Linked DNA regions of Homo sapiens: region 2 is linked to region 1. A link is an interaction called in ENCODE POLR2A ChIA-PET data of the cell type or tissue named here. Cell type or tissue: MCF 10A. All regions are shown on one strand. Links, peaks and the distances in the headings refer to the core of each region. The heading gives the core; the rest is flanking DNA.

What was found. ChIA-PET counts read pairs that join two places held together with the same protein. Peaks named below come from ENCODE experiments on the same cell type or tissue, not always from the same donor. Only the 100,000 strongest peaks of a DNase experiment are listed, where the experiment ranks them.
Region 2: POLR2A ChIA-PET joins it to region 1 with 5 read pairs; 2 of 35 experiments call an interaction of 5 or more read pairs at or near these places.

The regions. Positions count from the first base shown.
Region 1 is chr11:10,118,298-10,129,534 of GRCh38, forward strand. The region is part of intron 2 of SBF2 (SET binding factor 2); the gene reads right to left. Among named protein-coding and RNA genes, the nearest start is that of SBF2, 170 kb to the right of the region's middle. In MCF 10A, for the core only: no CTCF peak of the experiment used is centred there; a DNase peak (open chromatin) is centred at 4,724.
Region 2 is chr11:10,184,167-10,195,403 of GRCh38, forward strand. It overlaps SBF2 (SET binding factor 2), which reads right to left. Exons shown (of 40, transcript NM_030962.4): 2 at 9,736-9,821. Among named protein-coding and RNA genes, the nearest start is that of SBF2, 100 kb to the right of the region's middle. In MCF 10A, for the core only: no CTCF peak of the experiment used is centred there; no DNase peak of the experiment used is centred there.

The DNA.
Region 1 (11,237 bases), core at 1,285-9,284:
TTTGCATTCCAGATTACGACAGGGACTAAAGTACAACAAAGAAAAAACGCAAAAAGTCAAGTGTCAGGCAGAATAAGATCCATAAGCATACATATATGTAAGTCTGGGTCAAATTCACCAGGGTATTAATCTTTATTTTAAAATTACAAGTAATATTTATCAAATTTTGCCCAAAGTAATTTAATTCTGGCTTAGTATCAAATTTTAAAATATGGTCAGAGGTATACATTTCAAACATATGTAAGCAGAAAATATTTACAAAGAATTTAAATTCTATAATAAATAATATTTGGTTGTACCATATATCCTCTTTCTAATGTCATGTGATAATCAGATGTAAAAATTGCTACCATCCATTTTCCATCTCCAATTTTAGAAGATGTAATGTACCTGTTCCCCCCAAAATCAGAGATGACATAATTGAATGAGTTAAAATTTCTAAAATTTCCCTAGAGGAATTTCAAAGAAAATAAGCAATTTAGTAAGAACATTAGAAAATCTCAAACATTTTTAAATGGTATACACCCTCTATCTCTAAATTACCTAAGGTTCATTTAGCAAATAACTATTGTCTTTATTCTGCTGATCACCTGAAGTACTGGAAGAAAAAAAAAAAACAAAACTAAACAAACAAACAAACAAAAAAAAAACACTCAGCATCTTCCTCTGTTAAAGTCACATCTGCAGGAAAAAGGCTACTAAAAAAAGAACAATCTGCTGTTCCAAGTTCATATCCTGCCAGTAGATATTTTGCAATTCTCAGGGTAGAACAATGTTTGAAAAAAACAGTTTTATAGGATCAAATATTTAAGGTGGAAATTCCATACTCAGAATATTTAAATGGTAGTTACATTACTAATTAATATATTTTACTAAGTCTGCCACTTTGTCCAAGTCTCCAGTTTGTACCATGTTTTCTAAAACTTTATATGACAAAGCTTGTCTTAGTACTTCCTGTTCCGCTTGTTTTTCCCATGGACTATATTTACCATTTATGATTCTCATGAGTAAATACTAGTATAAAGAATAAAGTAGAGACAATTTTTCTGAAAAAATCCAGAAAAGAATTAAAGAGATATACAGATAAAAACAATAAAGGCATAAGCAACAAACACTATTCCAGTTGAACTGTACTTAATCTCCCAAAGCAAAAGTTTAAGTTAAATAAATGTTCATTTAACTGTTCTTAGGCCACTGCAAGGTCAAAAATAGATTCAAAAGTTCTTAACCAAGTGATATGCTGTTATCTTGTATACACTGGTCAAAGTCATTGATAAGAGAACCTGACATGTCTGTTTTCACATTATTTCTTCATTTATTAAAGTGATTCTCTGTTTTAAACTCTGATGGCTAAATTAATAAATAATTGCTTAGTAAATTGGAGTCCGACAGTATGTGAACCAAAGAATGTTTAATCTCCTGGGATAAAATTATTTATAGGGTCATAAAAAAACCACCTACCTAATATCTTGTGGTTACAATTACTTATGTTTTTATGTTTATTTCAGTGTTTCTCAACTCTGTGCTGTGGAATCAACCTGGGAGGCTTTTTAAATTTTGCAATATCAAGACTCCATCTCAAATTGTATAAATCAGAATATCTTGGCAGTCGGGCCTTAGAATCAATATTTTAAATTTTCTAATTATGGTAAAAACATAAAATTTATCATCTCATCCATTGGTAAATGTATAGTTCAGTAGTGTTAACTATGTGTACACTGTTGTGCAACAGATCTCTAGAACTTTTTCATCCTGCAAAACTGAAACTCTATACCCACTGAACAACTCCCCATTTTCCCTTCCCCTAGCCCCTGGCAATCCCATTCTACTTCCTGATTCTATGAGTTTGACTACTTTAGAGACCTGTTATAAATGAAATTATTAAGTATGTGTCTTCTCATGACTGGCTTGTTTCACACAGCATAATGTTCTCATGGTTTATCCATGTTATAGCATGTAATAGGATTTTCTTCTTTTTTAAGGCTGGATAATATTCTATTGAATGTATATACCACATTTTCTTTATTCTACTGACAGACATCTGGGTTGCTTCTACTTCTTGGCTGCAGTAAATAATGCTGCAATGAATATGGGTGTGCAAATATCTTTGCAATTCTCCTTGAAGTTCTTCTGGAAGTACACCCAAAAGTGGAATTGTTGAATCATTCAGTAAATATAATTTTTTTAATTTTTAGTTTTAATTTTTTAAGGACCCTTCATACTGTTTCCCACAATGGCTGTACCATGTTACATTCCTGCTAATAGGGCAAAAGGGTCTAATTTAATCCACATCCTCAGTAACACTTGTTGTTTTCTGTTTGTTTTTTCTTCTGTTTTTTTTGAGACAGAGTCTCGCTCTGTCACCCAGGCTGGAGTGCAGTGGCGTGATCTCAGCTCACTGCAACCTCCGCCTCCGGGTTCAAGCGATTCTCCTGCTTCAGCCTCCTGAGTAGCTGGGATTACAGGCGTGTGCCACCACGCCCAGCTAATTTTTGTATTTTTAGTAGAGATGGGGTTTCACCATGTTGATTAGGCTGGTCTCGAACTCCTGACCTTGTGATCCACCTGCCTCGGCCTCCCAAAGTGCTGGGAGCTAGCAGGCGTGAGCTACCGTGCCCAGCCATGCCCGGCTAATTTTTTATATTTTTGGTAGAGACGAGGTTCCACCACGTTGGCAAGGCTGGTCTCGAACTCCTGTCCTCAAGTTATCTACCTGCCTCGGCCTCCCAAAGTGCTGGGATTACAGGCTTGAGCCATCACGCCCCGCCTGTTTTTTGTTTGTTTGTTTGTTTAATAGTATCCAACCTAATGGGTGCGGTGTGACATCTCATTGTGGTTTTAATTTGCATTTCTCTAATGATTAGTGATGTTAAGAAACATCCACATAATAACATCCAGTCAGAAATACGGGATCAGCACTCAGAAGATAATGCATAGATAGGTAATGGTTGAAATACAATTAGATGAGAGACAAAACTTTCAAGTAAGACTGGTTTGCTTCTTCCATCTAAGACAGCCTGCTTCTGTCTTTGAAATCTCTCCAATCTCTCCTTTTTCTATATTCTTTCAATCCAATTCTGCTCTTAAGAAAGGATTTAATATGACTTGAGGAACATTTTTTATTTCTCCCAGGGACATTTATGTATGAAGTCTTAACACTGTTAAAGGAAAGATATATCCCCCTCCCACCACCACATGGTAAGGAGGATGGGATAAAGCCTTAAGACTTAGCTACAAGGCAGAGGTATGCAGGGCTAGTATTCTCGAAACCAATTTTACATATGACTAGCAGCTGATCCCCTATTTCACCTAAGACTGACAATTTTTAGAAACAAAAACAACCAACATTGATATAAAAATATGCTTTTGTACAAGCCAAGCATTTACTTGGGAACCTGTAGAATAAATTACAGTTGTCCTCTTTTACCCACAGTTTCATTTTCTGTGCCTTCAGATCTGAAAATATTAAACAGAAAATTCTAGAAATAAATAATTCATAAGTTTTAAATTTCATACCATTCTGCATAGTGTGATGAAATCTGTCACCACTCCATCCAGCCTCGGACAGAAATCACTCCTTTGTCCAGTGAATCCACAATGTGTATGCTATCTGCCCACCTGTTACTCACTTAGTACCATCCTGGTTATGATGACTGCTGAAGTATTACAGGGTTTGTGTTCAAGTAACCCTTATTTTACTTAGTAATGTCCCCAAAGTACAAGAGTAGTGATGCTGGCAATTCAGATATGCCAAAGAGAAGCCATAAAGTGCTTCCTTTAAGTGTAAAAGTGAAAATTCTCAAGTGAATAAGGAAAGAAAAAAATCATATGCTTAGGCTGCTATGATCTATGGTAGGAATAAATCTTCTACCCATGACATTGTGAAGAAGGAAAAAGAAATTCATGCTAATGTTGCTGTCACACCTCAAACTGCCAAAGTTACAGCTACAGTGTATATAGTAAGTGTTTAGTTAAGATGAAAAAGGCATTAAATTTGTGGGTGGAAGACAGGAATAAAAATGTATTCCAACTGATGGCAATCAAGTGGGTACTGTCCACAGTTTCAGGGTGGGAGTCTTCGAACATATACTCCTCAGCTAAGTGGGGACTAATATATATTTATGTATTTTAGAGTGCACAGCTAGAACTCAGAACAGGCCCTAAAAACTTGCTTAATATTTGAATTATGAGACTTTTCCAACATCTCACTTGTTCAACACCCTCAATTATGTGGCACACAGCCAAGGTCCTAAAAGTAGGCCAAACAAGCAAACTATAAAAAACTAAAATTAGATATCACAAATCTTTATTAAAAGGCACTTGATTTTCCTCATAGGAGAATCATTTGACACTCACTCAGTTATTAGATACTATTAGTTTACACATAATTCTAGCAAATTCAACTAGTCATTTTCCAATTTATAACAAATGCATTTACACTGGGGGTGAAGATGGAGACACGGGAGTCTCAGCACGCACAGTAGGCTAGGTCAGCCCTTCATACCTGCACACTTACACATTACTTGTATGCATCATTTACTAGAGTAGATTACAAGAATTGAAACTCTATAGAATAGCCTTAGTCATCAAAGGTTAAATTATATTAGTATGTGCTCTCAGAAATATGCATAGCTTGTACAGCATGTAGTTACACACACACATACACACCCATACCTTGTCTCCGTTTTTCTTCTGCTTTCTGCCAAAAGCTATTCAAACCTCAACCATTTCATGAGTCACCACACAGGCAGCTCTTACTTTGGCTTTACCTCTCCCTGCTTGGTTTCACCACTCCAATCACCTGGCTCAACTATAGAAAACCCTTCTGATTTTCCCTACTGAAGGAAACATCAGGGTTAGAGTGTCACAAAACACTACAAAACCGAAATGAATCCATGTATGCTCATCTTTGAAAGAGAAAGTCAGGGAGGAAGAGTTCGACAAACAGAAACAGGAATAAGAAGGGAAACATAGGGTTCAGCTCACAAATACTTGCAATTTATTTGAGTACAAAATATTCATTCCTCTAAGTAGTTTATTTATGACAGACACTTTGAGGTACTGTATACTCTAATCACTTGTTCTACTTTATCTGTCTTTAACATTACTAGGAAAAACTGAAGGATTTCCCTGTTATCTGGGTAGTTTTATAAATCCCGACAATAAAAAATCTACCAAGAGAATGTGATATTTAAGTTTTTGTATTCATATTTTTAAAATTCTTTTTAAAAATACAAAAATTAAAATCACTTATCCCTACTTGAAAAAAGAGAGAGAAATCTACTTCCTAACAGTGCCTAATGGTTATAGATCTCCACTAGTTCCTGTTGTATTCAGAGTCGAGTTTAATCTCTCTCCCCTAGTCTTGACTATAAAGTCTTCCTTACAAAAAAAAAAAGAAAAATATTTTCCTTACTTCCACTAACATAAATAAGCTTTATTGTCTGCATTATTCAGACCTAGGTATAAACATACACATGTAATAATAGCTTTTTAAAATAAAAATGTACATTTGTCCACATCTTGCTTTTCTCACTTAACAATGTCATTCTTTTCTACACTTCTCAAACATGGTGTATTTACCTAACAACAAGACTACTGAGACGGTTTTCAGTATTTTGCTATTCCAAGAAACACCAATGAATATGCTTATAACAAATTAGAATCTCACTATTAAAGTGTGAATATGAACAGCCTAACACTAATAGTTAGTTATAGAAACATTTTATGGTTTGGCCAACCTGATAGCCAAAATCTTCATTCACTTTTATTTTAGATTGCCTTTAAAAAATTATGACTGAGATTGCAGGCAGCTTCTCATGGTTTCTGGCAATATGTGTTTCTTCAGTGAACTGACAGTTTGTATTTTTTTGGTTGTTGTTTAGTTTTACTATTAAGTTCTAAGGTGTTTTTGATCAAGGTAATCAACCTTTGTATCTTTTAACTTGGTTGACAGTATCTACCACAGTACACTAACATTAAGAAAATTTATCCTTCCAATGGCATACTAGAAAACTGTTAACCTGCCTACTTACTCTATCTGATTAGAGTCTAGACACTGTGAAGTTCCATGTAACTTGTACATTTCCGTCCTAGAGAAAGCAGAAACCCAAAGGTTACCGTTTTATAACTTTTTAGAAAATTAACCAAATTTGTATCTAATCAATATTATTCTGAAGGCATCATTTTTCAATTTTCCTGGAAAGGTGAACTATATAAGTCCCTATTATTCAAATGCTCTAATATCAAGTTTTATTATCTTACTGGTTCCTACTTTAATTAAAATGTTGAATGAGTTTTTGACACATGTTCATTCTGTATTTTCATGAGAGTCATTTTTCTAATGTGTGAAAATTTCCTGACATTTAATTTATTTGTAGATAGAGCTATCACAATGTTATTCCTTTAAAGCACCTGGGCTTTCTCATTAACTGAGGAAGGTCATCTCCATCTCTGCACTGTGAAAAAATAAAAACAAAAAAATATATATACTCATCTATTTTCCACAGATTAAAAAAATTTTCTGGCTGGGCGTGGTGGTTCACGCCTGTAATCTCAGCACTTTGGGAGGCCGAGGCAGGCGGATCACCTGAGGTCAGGAGTTGGAGACCAGCCTGACCAACATGGCAAAACCCCGTCTCTACTAAAAGTACAAAAATTAGCCGGGCGTGGTGGCAGGTGCCTGTAATCCCAGCTACTCAGGAGGCTGAGGCAGGAGGAGAATTGCTTGAACCCGGGAGGCGGAGGTTGCAGTGAGCCGAGATCTCGCTACTGCACTCCAGCCTGGGTGACAAGAGAGAGACTGTGTCTCAAAAAAAAAAAAAAAAAAATTCTACTTAGAATTTTACCATGAATAGTATGATTATGCAGTTTTACTCTTTCAATATGTAATGAATTATATTGATATATTTCATTATAATGAAACATACTGTACATCTCAAATGAAAACTACATAGCATATTACTCTCTCAACAGACTACGAGATTCGATTTTCTAATACTTTGCTTAGGATTTTTGCAACCATATTTTCCCTTTTTTGCTATCTTCATTAAGTTTTTTTTGTACTGAAGTAATGCCACCTTCATATAATACAGTGAGATGCTTTCTATATTTTTAATATTTGGAAATAGTTTTAATAGTAATTTAAGAATTTTCAGTTACTTGTTAATGAACGACACTAGAAAGGGCAGTAAGTCTATAAAACTACATAGCCTCCTGCCTTTTATATGTGTGTCTGTCTGTCATATCTTTAACAACTCTAGATTTAAAGAAAATTGTAAATATAGAATACAGTCCTTATATACCCTTCACTCAGCATCCTCCTATGTTAACATCTTAGAGACAGGGTACAGTTGTTTGAACTAAGAAGTTAGCATTAGTATAATACTATCAACTAAGCTACAGACTCTATCCAGATTTCCCCAGTGTTTCCACTAATGTCCTTTTCTGTTCCAGGACACTATACTGCATTTAGCATCATGACTCTTTAATTGTCCTCCTCTGCTCTGTGATAATTTCTCAGTCTTTTCTTTTTTTCCCATAAACTTGGCAATTTTAAAAAGTATGAGTCAGAAATTTTGTAGAATGTTCCAAAATTTGGGTTTATTTTCTGTGTTCTCATGCCTAGACTGTGTTACGGATTTAGGGGAAGGATACCACAAAGGTGAAGTGATCTTCTCATTGCATCATATTGGGAGGTACATTCTATCCACATGACTTATTACTGGTGATGTGAATCTTGGTTACTTAGTTTTTAACAGTCCTTTTCACTTCATCCATCGTTATCAGTTTGTTCAGGTTTTCTCTCTCAAGTTTCATTCTGATACTTTATATTTTATTTTAAAATGTAATTGTCTCATCTAGATTTAATAACTGTGTATGTTTAAAACTGCACAAAATGTTTTATCATTTTTGGTACTATCTAAATCTGTGGTTATACTGCTTTTCTCAACCCTAATACTGTATATTATTGTTTTCTTTCTCTTTTTTCTTAGGCTTCTTTAGGGTATACCTAATTTGTTCATTTTTGGAGTTTCATTATCAATTATATTTTGGTTTTCTAATTTACTGTCACCGTTGAACTCTATTATGTATCAAAGGAATGGTATTTAGATCTTGATAAATGGTCAATGTGTTGACAGATCAAGAAGGAAAGAGGAAGGCAAAGGGAACAAGCCAGATGACTACAGCAATAGAAGGCTGGAAAATATGGAGCATGTGATCTGTAATCTGGTCTAGCTATAATATATAATACATGCAGGAATGAAAAAGAATAGATGTAAGCAAGCAACATTAAACAGGTGGGAATAAAATATTATATTTAGTAAATAAATACTGAAAAATTAAACACAAAATTTCATACAATCCAACAATTTTACTTCTGGGTATATATCCAAAAGAACTGACACCAGAAATTCAAACAGATATTTGTCTATCCATGCTTATGGCAGTACTAGTCACAATAGCCAAAAAGTGAAAGTAATCCAACTGTCCATCAATGGATGAATAGGTTAAACAAAATGTACTATAATCATACATCAGGATATTATTCATGTTTAAAAAGGAAAGAAATTCTGATACTTGCTATACCATGGATGACCCTTGAAGTCATTACACTAAGTGAAATAAGTAAGACACAAGAGATCAAATAATTGCATGATTCTACTTATAAAGGGTACCTAAAATAGGCAAATCATAGAGACATACAAGGGAACAGAGATTACCAGGAGGTAGGGGCAAAGGGAAATTGAGAGTTTTTTAAAAAATGAATACAGTGTTTCAGTTTCGGATGATGGAAAAGTTCTGGAGATGAATAGCAACAACAGTTGCACAACAATGTGAATGTACTTAATGCCTCTGAATGGTACACTTACAACACTTAAAATGGTACATTTTATGTGTATGCATATTTTATCATAATTTAAAAAATTAAATAAATACAGATTCCTTACTACCTGGAATTAAAGATTCTACATAATTAGTTTGAAATGTTTTTCACATATTATGCTTTACTATTTACTGACAAAGTGTCTGGCTCTCTCAAAAGAAAGTTTAAAGAATGAATGGGCAAAACTGTTTCCTCTTTTAGGCTGGTCTTAACCTCACAATATTCTAAAAGAGTCATGCTAATTCCTCCAATGCATCCTTTTCTATTGTTGTTATCTCATCAACATCCCTCCATTGCCTCCACAGTCCACCTCCCCATCTATATCTTTATCTTAACCATCTTCTAAGGGTCAGTTCTCCATGGAGTCTTTCCCAATAATTCTACTTGATGGTTCTCTATCTCTATTTTCTATCCAAAAATCCTTTTGTGTCAAAGTATGTCATTTGACTACACTTTTTAGAATTTTATCTATTAACATCACCTAACAGTTAAATATATTGTCTTTATCTACTGGAATAAGACCGAAAGCACCTTAAGAGATAGGGATTTTGGTCATGCTTCTTTTATATCCCTATATGGCCTAACACAGTGCTAAATAATACAGAACAGAATACACAAGTGGTTAAGAGCTCAAGATCTGCTGTTACTAACTCAATATAAAAACCACTTCTACCACTAAGTAGGCTACGCAAATTATGAGGCTAAGCAAGTAACGAGGTTAGGCAAGTTACTTAATCTGAGTCTCTTCTTTCTCACTTGCAAAATGGCAAGAATAAAAGTATCTATACTTTATAACATTATGTGAGCATTAAATAAAATAATGAATGTTAAAAGAACATAAGCACTCAATAAAGGTTAGCATTCAGTATTACTATTAGAAGTGTCTGATACTATTTAGCCTAAATGATGTTGAGCAAATTTCTGAGAAGTTGAATTATAAATGAAACTCGATTTTGGTGACTCTACAGCGCACTGGTGACAAACTTGAGAAAATAATACGATTAAACACACACTTGTTTGTTTGCCAGTTCTTTAGCTGTCTTCCTAACTACACTACCTTCACGAAGTCAGGCATTGTATCAGTTTTACCTACTACCATATAGAGAGCACCTAAACACAGAAGTTGGGAGAAGTATACTGCGCACAAATTTGGCATTCAAATAACTACTGAATAAATTAATCAAAAAGCTAATATTTTGTAAAATTCAAACTCAGATGCTTACATTACTAACAATAACACCTCTTCCTCTTTTCCCTGTAAGAAAAGATGATTCTGCCTCCTTGAACAGTAAAAGCAGAGATTATATTTTTTACAAAGGTAACCACAGAATATCAATCTGTTTCAGTCCCTGCCTATTTTACAACATGCTCTAATCCCAAGAACATATGCTAGATAAAGAAAAATAATCTGTAGTTGTACATTACACACTGGTTAAAAACTCTGATGACTCTGGCAATAGATGAAACTACAGTACTAAACCTCAAGGTCCTAAAGAAAATACTGCTGTTCAGACTGAAAATGAGAAACAGTATACTTTGGCAGTTTTATTAATTTATAAACTCAACTTGTAGAAAAAAGAATGCTCAACAAAATAAAAGTTGTGAATTTAGAAAGTTGCAAACATTTCATCTGTTTAAAACACGTAGGGGAAATAAGTTTGTTTTCTTTCAAACCACATTTGCTAATAAATACATGTTTATTTTCCCGCTTCTTTTCTTACCTAGTTCTATTCAGCTATCAAAACAGGAATTCCTTTCCACCTGCACCAACGTAGATAGTATCCAAACAATTAGACTACAGGCTAAAAGAGTCATGTTTCCCATGAAATACTATTTCTTACTCCTTTGTTACCATTTTCTTGGTGATAAGAAGCATTGAGAAAAATGGTTTTGTTATTTGCACGCAATTTTCTCTCTTTTTTTTTTTTTTTTTTTTTTTTTGAGACACAGTCTCGCTCCATCAGGCTGGAGTGCAGTGGCACGATCTTGGCTTACTGCAACCTCGACCTCCCCAGTTCAAGCGATTCTCCTGCCTCAACCTCCTGAGTAGCTGGGATTACAGGCATGCACCACCACACCCAGTTAATTTTTGTATTTTTAGCAGAGTCGGGGTTTCGTCCTGTTGGCCAGGCTGGTCTCGAACTCCTGACCTCAAGTGATCTGCTGCCTTGGCCTCCCAGACTGCTGGGATTACAGGCATGAGCCACCGCGCCCGGCCAATTTTCTCTCCTTTCTTCAAAGGAATCAACAGCTATATATCAAACACATAGCCATGTGCTGTGCTTAGGAAGTGAGAAAACTAAAAAATAAATTATAAGTAAGGCAGGTGCTCTCTTATATCAGCTCACAC
Region 2 (11,237 bases), core at 1,579-9,578, 66 kb after region 1:
TTCTTTCAATAAAGTGGAACATTTCAGAAAAAAGAAATAAATTCATGATATATATGTGAGTTTGCTTCTAGACTGTACCATGGATCTACATGTCTATTCCTTAAGCTAATACCATACTGTCTTGATTATTGAGCCTTATGGGATGTCTTGAAACCAGGTAGTATAAGTCTTCCAAACTTTGTTCTTTTTTTCCCAGATAGTTTTTGGCTACTTGCTATAAAATATGCCTTAGAGATTTATTCATTTCAGTACATAAAGCTTTATTTCATACTGTTTTAAAAAGTTAACTACAGTAAAATATATATAACACAAAATTTATCATCTTAACAATCTTAAGTGGACAGTTCAGATAGTGTTAAGTACATTCACACTGTTGTGCAACTAAACTCCAAAACTCTTTCCATCTTGCAAAATTCACAATCTATACCCACTAAACAACTTGCCATTCCTCCCTTTCCCCAGCCCCTGGCAACCACCATTCTACTTCCTGCCTGTATGAATTTGATTACTCTATGTCTCTCATATTAGTGAAATCACACAGTATTTTGTTTTGTTTTTTATTGTTGTTGTTGTTGCTTGAGACGGAGTCTCACTCTGTCGCCCAGGCTGGAGTGCAATGGCGTGATCTCCGCTCACTGCAAGCTCTGCCTCCTGGGCTCATGCCATTCTCTCACCTCAACCTCCCAAGTAGCTGGGACTACAGGCGCCCACCACCACGCCCGGCTAATTTTTTGTATTTTTAGTAGAGACGGGGTTTCACCGTGTTAGCCAGGATGGTCTCGATCTCCTAGTATTTGTGTTTTTTTGTGATTGGCTTATTTCCCTTAACATAGTGTCCCCAAGGTTCATCCTTCAGGTTGAACCTTGCATAACACAACAAATGTTGGCACATGTTGTAACATGTGTCAGAATTTTCTTCCTTTTTAAGGCTGAATAATATTCTGGGGGGGGGTGTGTGTGTGCGTGCACACGTGTATCACATCTCACTTGTCTATTCATCTGTCTATGGACATTCAGGTTGCTTCCACCATTTGACTACTGTGAACAATGCTACTATAAACATGTGTATGAATATCTGTTTGAATCCCAGCTTTCAGTTCTTTTAGGATATACCCAGAAGTGAAATTGTTAGGTCATATGGTAATTTTATTTTCAATTTTTTTTGAAGACTCTCCATACCATTTTCCATAGTGGCTGCACCATTTTACGTTCCCACCAACAGTGCACAAGAGTTCCAGTTTCTCCCTAATCTTGCTAACATTTGTTATTTTCTGGGATTTTTGTTTTGTTTTGGGGCTTTTTTTAGAGTTGGAATCTCATCTATCACCCAAGCTGGAGTTGCAGTGGTGCAAATCATAGCTCACTGCTGCCTCCAACTACTAGGCTCAGGTGACCCTTCCATCTCAGCCTCCCCAGTTGCTGGGACTGCAAATGTGAGCCACTGTGCTTGGCTTTTTTTTTTTTTTTTAATAGCAATAATAATGGGCATGCAATAGTATCTTATGGTGGCTTTAATATGCATTTCCTTAATAATTGGTGATGTTAGCATCTTTTCGTGTGCTTGTAGATCTCCTTATCTCGTACTTTTTAACAGCTGTACTATGTTCTGATGAGTGGCTGTGGTACCGCTAATTCAACGAGTCCCCATACTAATGGTCATTTAGATAGTTTCCAACCTTTTGCATACAGGTAATTCATACATACACATATATATAAGTAACCATACAAATCAGTTGGTTCTAGATAGCTCCAGTTTATGCATATTTTTGATTCAATCCTTTTCACTCTCAAAAACATTCTGGTTTGAATAAGACACAGTTACCCTAGTTTCAGATTAAGGATAAGATAAATTGCTGAAACTGAAATTAGGCATGAACGAGCTGTGATTTAATCTTCCAGGCTATTTGTTACCCAGAACTTACCTCATATTAGAAATTTAGTATTAGAAAAAGATATTTATATTTACCACTTGATTATAAAGGATACAACTAAGAAACAGACAAGTGGGAGAGATATACAGAGTGAGGTATGGCAGGGACCATGCCCTCTCTCAGGTGTACCACTTTCACAAGACATTAGTGTGTTCATTGGGCAAGCACAGCGGCTCATGCCTGTAATCTCAGTGCTTTGGGAGGGCGAGGTGAGGAGATTACTTGAGGCCAGGAGTTTGAGACCAGCCTGGGAAAGACAGACTCTGTCTCTAAGAAAAATAAGAAAATAGCTGGGCATGGTGGCACACACCTGTAGTCCTAGCTATTCTGGACACTGAGGCAGGAGATCGCTTGAGTCCAGGAGTTCGTGGTTACAATGAACTAAGATCACACCACTGCACTCCAGCCTGGATGACAGAGTATGTAAGATCCTGTGTCTCTTTAAAACAATCAAAAAAAATGTGTTCATCAACCCAAAAGCTCTCTGAGCCCTGTTATCTAGGGGTTTTAATGGAGGTTTCACTAAGTAGGCATAACTGGTTAAATCATTGCCATTGGTGACTAAACTCAATCTCCAGCCCTTCTCTCTCCCCACTGGGGGTGAAAGTTCCAACCCACTAAATGCATAATTGCTTCCTCTGGTGACCAGCCCCTATCCTGAAACTATTTAGGGCCTCTCAACCCAAGAGCCATCTCACTGGCATATAAAACACAGTAAATCACAAAGGTTTCAGGAGCTCTGTGCCAGAAACTGGGGGCAAAGACCAAACATTTATTTTTTCATTATACCACAAAGACCAAATTAATGAGGTCAAAAAATAAAATGGTCAAGGAAAATTAAGATAAGGGAAACAATCTTTGGATTCAGCATGAACAGTGTGGCAGAGGAAAGCTATTTGTTCAGTAAATCTGTTTCCTTCTTCTCCTAAGCACACATCTAGGGTTTATTTACCAATCTCCTATTACAGCTAACTGGCTTTGTGATTGACTTCTGATTAATAGAATATGGATAATATATACTGCCTCCAGACATATCCCATAAAACTAACTTTTACTATCCTCCATGCTTTCTCTTACTACTCTGACGACCAACTACTGCTGCCTAAGAAGACCCTGAGGACTGTAACCAAGTACCCCCATTTTTCTGTAGGTGATTTAATTATTCTCTTTTTCCTCTCTCTCCTCTCTCTCTCTCTCTCCTTTTTCTCTCCTCTCTCTCTCTCTCTCCCTGCGTCCCCTCTCCACCTGCCTCAGAACTTACACCTACTTGGAGGGCTTGCTGAAAGCATGTCCACTTGGCACCTTTTACAACTTTTCCCAGGAAGGTGCCAACCCAACTGCCTAGTAGATAACTGCCTGGTAGCAGGGGGACCCCTGCCTTCGCTCATCTCCTCCCCTGCCTTATAAAAATGCCTGCTTTCTGCTCCAAAGGTGAAGTGGGACATTTAAAAGAAGAATGCTTTGTGCCTCTTCCCCCCAATGAGCTTTGGAATAAACTCACTTTTTTTTTTTTTAATCAGACATCACTCTTGTTAATTGAACTCTACATTTAGTGGGCATCTAACTTGCTTTTTCGTTACAAGACCACATTTTGAAAATGGCAAACCCCACTCCCATCTACCCTACTGCCACTAATTAGCCATTATGTAAATAAGGGGAAAAAAAACCTTCTATTATGTTAAGTTACTAAGATTTCCAGGTATATCTATTACAAAAGCTAGCATTACCTTAACCAATTCAGAAAAAATTAACTTCAACTTTGTGATTTCAGAACAGACAGGACATAAACTATACTTCAGAATAAATCCCTGCAATGTGCGTGAGATAGAGGTATGAAATGAGAGTAAATAACAACAAATTGTAACATTACAAATATTAAAATATTAACAGATGATCATCTAATAACATCCCTGTAGGAAAATTATTATTATCAGAGAGAGTAAATTAACTTCGCTCAAGGCTTTTAAATTTCAAATCCCGTATTCTTTCTACTGAACCACATTAGTCTCTTAGAGAAATTGGGACAGCAAATGAAGACTCACTGAAAACATTTTATAATAAAGAAGAAATAGGATAGTAGCTAAAACATAAAGTCAAGAAATTTTTTTTTGCTAAAATTATAGATACAATGGAAATGGGATGAATAGAAATAGAATAGTAGCAAAAAGGAACTGGAACTTAAGAAGTACAGGATAAGCCATAAGGGTGATATGACAGACAAGCACATGAGAGATGAGTAGCAGTATGATACCATGTAACGAAGTCCAGGCTGTCCGCAAACAATACACAGATGTAGTGGGTCAGGCCTGTGTAGCTCTACATCTTCCTCAGGAAGTTCTCTTTGGTCTTAAAGCATCAGGTAGAGCAGAACCCTAGCATGACAAGAAAACTTTGTCTAAAGTGGTTCTGAGAGCAGAAGTGAAGTACGTGACTGTAGGGGAAAGATTTTCTAGCATAACTGAGGGTATCGATGCACTGACAAAATAAGCAGAATTGAGAGACACTAGTTCTAGTACAGGATAAACAAACCATTGTAGTGAGTATGGAGGAGTGTATTAGAATCATAACACCAAGATTAATTAATCTCTTCCTCAGAGATGATAAAATAATCTACTACCTCACATGCACTTTCCAGACTTCATGAGGTTCCCTGCCCTGTGGTTTTATTACTTCAAAGAGACAACAGTCTGGGAGTGGGTACCAAAAATATGAGCTCAAACCACCATTTTCTAGCTTAAACTCCATTTATATCCACTTGCTTTGTTGTGAACATAACTTTTAAAATCCTTTTTATAGTTCTTAGTATGTTTTAAAAGCCAGGTCTTCATACTTCGTAGCAGTTTTCTTAAGTTTTCAGCCTCAACTCTATGCCAAATCAAGAGTCCTTCCACACACGGTTTATACCAAGCTTTGGACCATCTTTAAAACTGTGTATTTTACCTCGCACCTTACCTCAGGACAGAGGCTTTAGATTCCATCTACAGTATCTACCATACATACCTTTTATAAACTTTTTAAAATCTGTCTTCTTCTATTTCTCAAACCTCTCTAGCTGGATAGTATCTGCCTATCTTTATTCTAAATAATTACTTATAAATCTAGCTTTATATACTCACATGCAAGAACTTAAATTTTTACTTATTATATTTCATTTTCTTAAACATCCCATAACTCCTGCCTTTTAAAATGTTTGTGAACCCTGATTCTGTCATCTCATTCTCCTTTCAAGCATATTCTTCTACAAAAAGGAAGAGAAAAGTCTCTTCTAACCAAACAGTATTTACATCTATGTCAGATGGATGATTGCTACCCATTTATTGTATGTATTGCATTCTAAACAGCTTAAAGAATTAAAGCATTACATGGTACTTATATTTACCTCTCTGTCCTCAAATAACATCCCATATTAAAGCTACTTTTCCTATGTTACACCTGCACAATGTGGAATACAAGCTCTTTTTCCTCTCTTCTCCTCAATCTACATTTACAGAAGACTGAATTCATAGGGCAGGTAGTCAAATTGCTAGTGTATAATTTAAATAACAGAACCAATTTCGTAAGAACATTAAAGTTAGAAATTCTAACTGAATGCTTCTCTTTTTCAAGCCACAAAATTTATTTACTACAGTACTTTAGTCTTCTAAAAAAATCAGGTACATCTAACAAAAACCTTAGTACAGGCATGCCCTACTGAGATTGTGGCATATTTTCTGAATAATGATATAAAAAAATTCACTCCTAAAACAGGGCATCTTAAAAAGGAGCTAAGGTCGGCTGGGTGTGGTGGCTCACATCTGTAATCGCAGCACTTTGGGAGGCCAAGGCAGGGGGATCACCTGAGGTCAGGAGTTCGAGACCAGCCTGACCAACATGGTGAAACCCTGTCTCTACTAAAAATACAAAATTAGCCAGGTGTGGTGGCACATGCCTGTAATCCCAGCTACTTGGGAGGCTGAGGCAGGAGGACTGCTTGAATCTGGGAGGCAGAGGCTGCAGTGAGCCAAGATTGCGCCACTGCACTCCAGCCTGGGCAACAAGAGTGAAACTCCGTCTAAAAAAAAAAAAAAACAGGAGCTAAGGTCAAAACAATACAATTTTGCTTTAATTCTTTAAGCTGTTTAGATGTCTCTGATCTAGCCAATAAAAATATTGTTCATATAATCAGGAATAGATTGTTAACCATAGAATGCCTCTGAAAAACAATTTTCTTTGAAATGCTGTCACTAAAATTAACTGCAACTTTATTTATATGACTGTCTGTGGTTTTCGTGTATGCCTAAAAAGCACAAGAGAAAGATAAAAATATCCCAGAATTGGAAAAGTAGTCATTATGTTTGGTTTAGCTTACTTTCATATTTTTATTTTTAAAATCCATCCGAATTAAAGTTTACCATTTTTCAATAGAAAAATAGAAGGCAATTTCTTTATGTAAAAATGGAAAAAGAAATTCAGCATCCTCTAAATTAAATTTGGAATTTGATTAGTGAATGAATGCCTAAAATCCTTTTCCACCAGTTGTAAGGCTGAACACATATCTATTTTTCATTTAGAACTTACATACATCAATTATGTGTTCCCTGGGAAGGAGAAGTGGCAACAGAAAATAATTTGAATATAATATTATATTGTGAGCCCATGTGTGTTCTCAGATAAAATAAATAATAAAGTTGGTCCCTATTCAATAACACAGCCTTCTCTTAACATTTCTCAACCTTAGTTCTTCCAAATCACAGAATTCTACATTTACACTAAAAGACTAACCATTTACACTAAAATGCTAACCACAGCTAAAAGTGTCACTCCTAGAAATCTCTCAGATCTTGGCTGACACTAAGAGTCAAAAGATCAGGGTTTGAATCCTAGCTCTGCTGTATCCTTGCTGTTAGATCTCAGTAAAGTTATTTAAATTTCCTAAGCCTCTGTTTACTTATTTGTGAATTAATATACTACCACCATTATGTACGTGAGTTCATCACAATCTATTAATCCTATACAACTGCTACATATTAACATGAATGTTACATGCTAATGTTGTTCCACCATTATGGAAGGGGTAAGAATTTTTCCCATAAATCATCAGAAAAGGGTCACGACTACACTGGAAACAACAAACCACTTAAGGATTAAGCCAGATCACCTTCAATTAGACTAAAATTTTATTATATCTATCTTTGGTCTTGAAGCCGCAGGGTTACTCAAGATCACATAAGGCATCACAATTATTCAAGCTATTGTTGTTCATATACAGAATATTCACACTCTCTAAAGATATGCAAAAATAAGGCAATAAAGACTGGACAATAAAAAATTAATAGTGATTTATTCTGTTTTTAAAATGGACTTTGATAGATGTAAGATAAATTTATTTTGTACTTGACAACACCATAGACATTAAAGAATTGAAATTGCGATCCATTATGGAAAAAGGAAAAGGAAAAAGAAAATTTCTGACGTAATCCAACAGATTACTCTTTAAATATTAATCTAGCCCAACAAATCTTGAAATGCTATGCTAAGAATATGCCAAGAAGTCATCTAGGAAAATCTTAGGGAGGAAAAGTTCTGTCTAACTCTTAGCACCTCCATTTCACTATTCTAACAGCACATGACTCCACTTATTGGAGAAACATTTATAGCACTTGAACATGGCAGTGTCTGTCATACAAAGAGAAAATATCTATTTACTAAGTAGTAAAATCAGTATGTTTCTCTCCCTTGCTACTGGAGAAATAAGAGAGGTATCATAGGTATCTATTCTCTTGGTTTTCAAAACAACACTATCCTTTCTCTGTCCTAGCTAAATAGCTATGCCAATCCATGATTTCCCTTCTCCCTCTATGATGTCTGTTGGTTCCTGAAACTTATGAAGGTGAGTCACTGCTCATACTGTTAAATTGGTATAGTTTATATCTCTCCACACTTTGATGTGAATGGAGGTAGGAACCCACAATAAGTTCTAACAGGTCCCTAGCACCAAAAATTTCCCCTCAATCACACTAAAAGGGACATTGAAACAGGGTTTAAAAGCTTTTATAGAACAAATGCCTGCTTATTCACACTGTAAGGCCAATTACTGGTATTTGCAGGCATATGGGGAAAAAGAGAAAGGAATGCAAAGGGCTTTCCAAAAAGCCATTTTCCTTGGATCCTCACATTCCTTCCCCATTTTTAATGCCAAAATTCAAGATTTACCCCCTCTGTAGGCCTACAGAACCCTCAGCTTTCTTTACATGGCTGAGTTATAACAATCAAAACTAAGCACCTAGCAATGTATCTTTAATTTTCAGTGAAGCAAAACTGGACAGTTATTAGCTACGACGAGAAAATTTACAATTTTCAATACAAAATATCTAACAGATATTTCTGATCCATGCCAACAAGAGAATGAACAATTGTTCCTGTGGGTAAGGTGCTGAGATATGTTGAACAAACAGCAACAATACTAATTAAACAATGGGACAACTCATTTATGGAAGACATTGTTCTAATCATTTTATGTGTATTTTTTCCACTTTATCTTTACAACAACCTATGAGATTAATATAATCATTATCCTCATTTTATAGATAAGTATTCTGCTGGCTCAAAGTAGTTGAGCAACTTGTCAAAAGTCATACCACGCAGCTGAGATTTTAACCTAGGCACTCTGCTCCAGAGCCTGCACTCTTAAGTATCATGTTATACCAAATGTCCTCTCAACAGGACTGCTTTGAAGACACTGCTTCTATGTGTTTATGTGTGTGCATATCCATAAACACAATATAAATAAGTACACACACACACCCCCAGTAAATCTGGAGAACCAAACTTCGTAGACATATTACAAAGTACTTTAGTAATCACCTTTCTAGTCCCTCAGTTTACCACCATGGATCCACCACCAGATAGAATATCTTGGGTAGCATAAATTATGTTCAACCAATAAATTCCTTTAAAACGGGTAACAACAACAACAAAAGGAGTTGAACTGCACTATTATAAAATAACCTTCAGACCTTGTAGCTAAAAACAAAAGAAATCTAATTTGTGATTTTAAGATCAAATTCAAGCCATGACTGGTCAACATTAAATGAACTTTTGGTTTTTTATTTATCTGTGTTTTTTGTTTTGTTTTTACTAAGACAATAACCTGGACATTTTCAGGAAAAAAAAAATATATATATGTGTATCCCTGAAGTTACTAGGCTAAGACTTTTACTAAAGAAGCAGTGGAATTTTTCTGCTTTTGAGTATATGAAAATCATCAATTTCATCTTTTTTTTTTTTTTTTTTTTTGAGAGGGAGTCTTGCTCTGTCGCCCAGGCTAGAGCGCAGTGGCACGATCTTGGCTCACTGCAAGCTCCGCCTCCCGGGTTCATGCCATTCTCCTGCCTCAGCCTCCTGAGTAGCTGGGACTACAGACGCCCGCCACCACGCCCGGCTAATTTTTGTATTTTTAGTAGAGACAGCGTTTCACCGTGTTACCAGGATGGTATCAATCTCCTTACCTCGTAATCCGCCCGCCTTGGCCTCCCAAAGTGCTGGGATTACAGGCATGAGCCACCGCGCCTGGCCCTCAATTTCAGCTTTAATATTAGAAATTTAAATGAGAAAAAGAAGAGCAAAATAGGCATTCTAGAATTAATATATTCAAAGATGACCGTACTTGAGGGACTAGGAGGGAAGATAACTATTTCTAGTACTGTAATATCTTACAATTAAATTATCAAATTATTTAACAGCAAATGTAACATAAATGTAAAAATCAATGTGACAAAAAAGAAAAGTAACATTATAAATATGCAATAATACAACAACCACTTACCAACTCAATTCCCTGTGGAAAAGGTGTATCATCCCAGTCCTTCTGTGGAAATCTCTGGATTATTTTCCCCAGACCTTCTCCTGATCCTGTTAATAAAATCAAAGTGAATCATTATTATAGGACACTAAAAACTACAAATACTCATTCTACTCTTACTTATTTCTAAATGAATATTTGGTAAATAAGTTAATAAACTGATTAAACATTTTCAAGTTTTAAAAAACATGTGAGTATGCATCATCTAAACATTATGCAGTAGGACCTCCATATCCATGGGTTTTGCATCTGCAGGAGACACCCAACCATGAATTGAAAATATTTGGGATGAAAAAAACAATAAAATTAACAATGCAACAATTTAAAAATGCAAATCTTAAAAATACAGTATAACAAATATTTCCATACCATTTTCATTGTATTAGGTATTATAAGTAATTAAGAAATTATTTAGAGTATATAGGAAAATATGCATAGGTTATATGCAAATACTACACCATTTTATATAAGGAACTTGAGCATCCATGGATTTTAGTATCCGTGAGGGTTCTGGAACAAATCCCCTGCAAATACCCAGGGATGACTATACAGAAATAACAGGCAATCTCTATTCTATAAACACTTTTTTTTGAGGCAGAGTCTTGCTCTGTTGTCTAGGCTGGAGTGCAGTTGTATGATCTTGGTTCACTGAAACCTCCGCTTCCCGAGTTCAAGCGATTCTCCTGGCTCAGCCTCCCGAGTAGCTGGGATTACAGGCACCCACCACCATGCCCAGGTAATTTTTGTACTTTTAGTAGAGATGGGGTTTCACTATGTTGGCCAGACTGGTCTTGAACTCCTGACCTCAAGTGGTCCACCTGCCCTGGCCTCCCAAAGTGCTGGGATTACAGGTGTGAGCCACTGCACCTGGCCATTATTCTGTAAGACTGACTGATACGTATGAAAAGCTAAAAAACACTAGCCAGAGGCATTGAAATCTAGTCTCTACCACGTTATGGGAGTAACTGCCCTTTGTGCCCCAATAAGGAAATTAATCCCAAATTGAAATTTAAGAAGAACTTTTCTATGGAGATGAAATAATTTCAAGTAACAAATGAAATGGCACTGCTAGCACTAAGTTTCAGTTATGGGCTATAAATACTGTTACTGGTTAAAGTTTCTGAGGCTGGCCTGGGAACTTGACCATTGTTTAGGCAGGGTTTCCCAACATCAGCACTACTGACATTTGCAGATGGATACTTCTTTGGGGGAATGGGGATTGTCCTGTGCATTGTAGGATGTTTAGCAGTATTCCTAGTCTCAATTCCTAGATTCCAGTAGCACCCTCTACCACCAGCAAGATGTTACAATGAAAAATGTCCCCAGATGTTGACAAACGTTCCCTGGGTTGAAGACCACAGATCTCTATCACTGTTGTTATAAAATTATCCTGTGACACCGAAGAAGGAATCAACTTCCCATTGAACTTTGGGGATGTAATTTGTGAGTAAACTGGGGATGGAAGG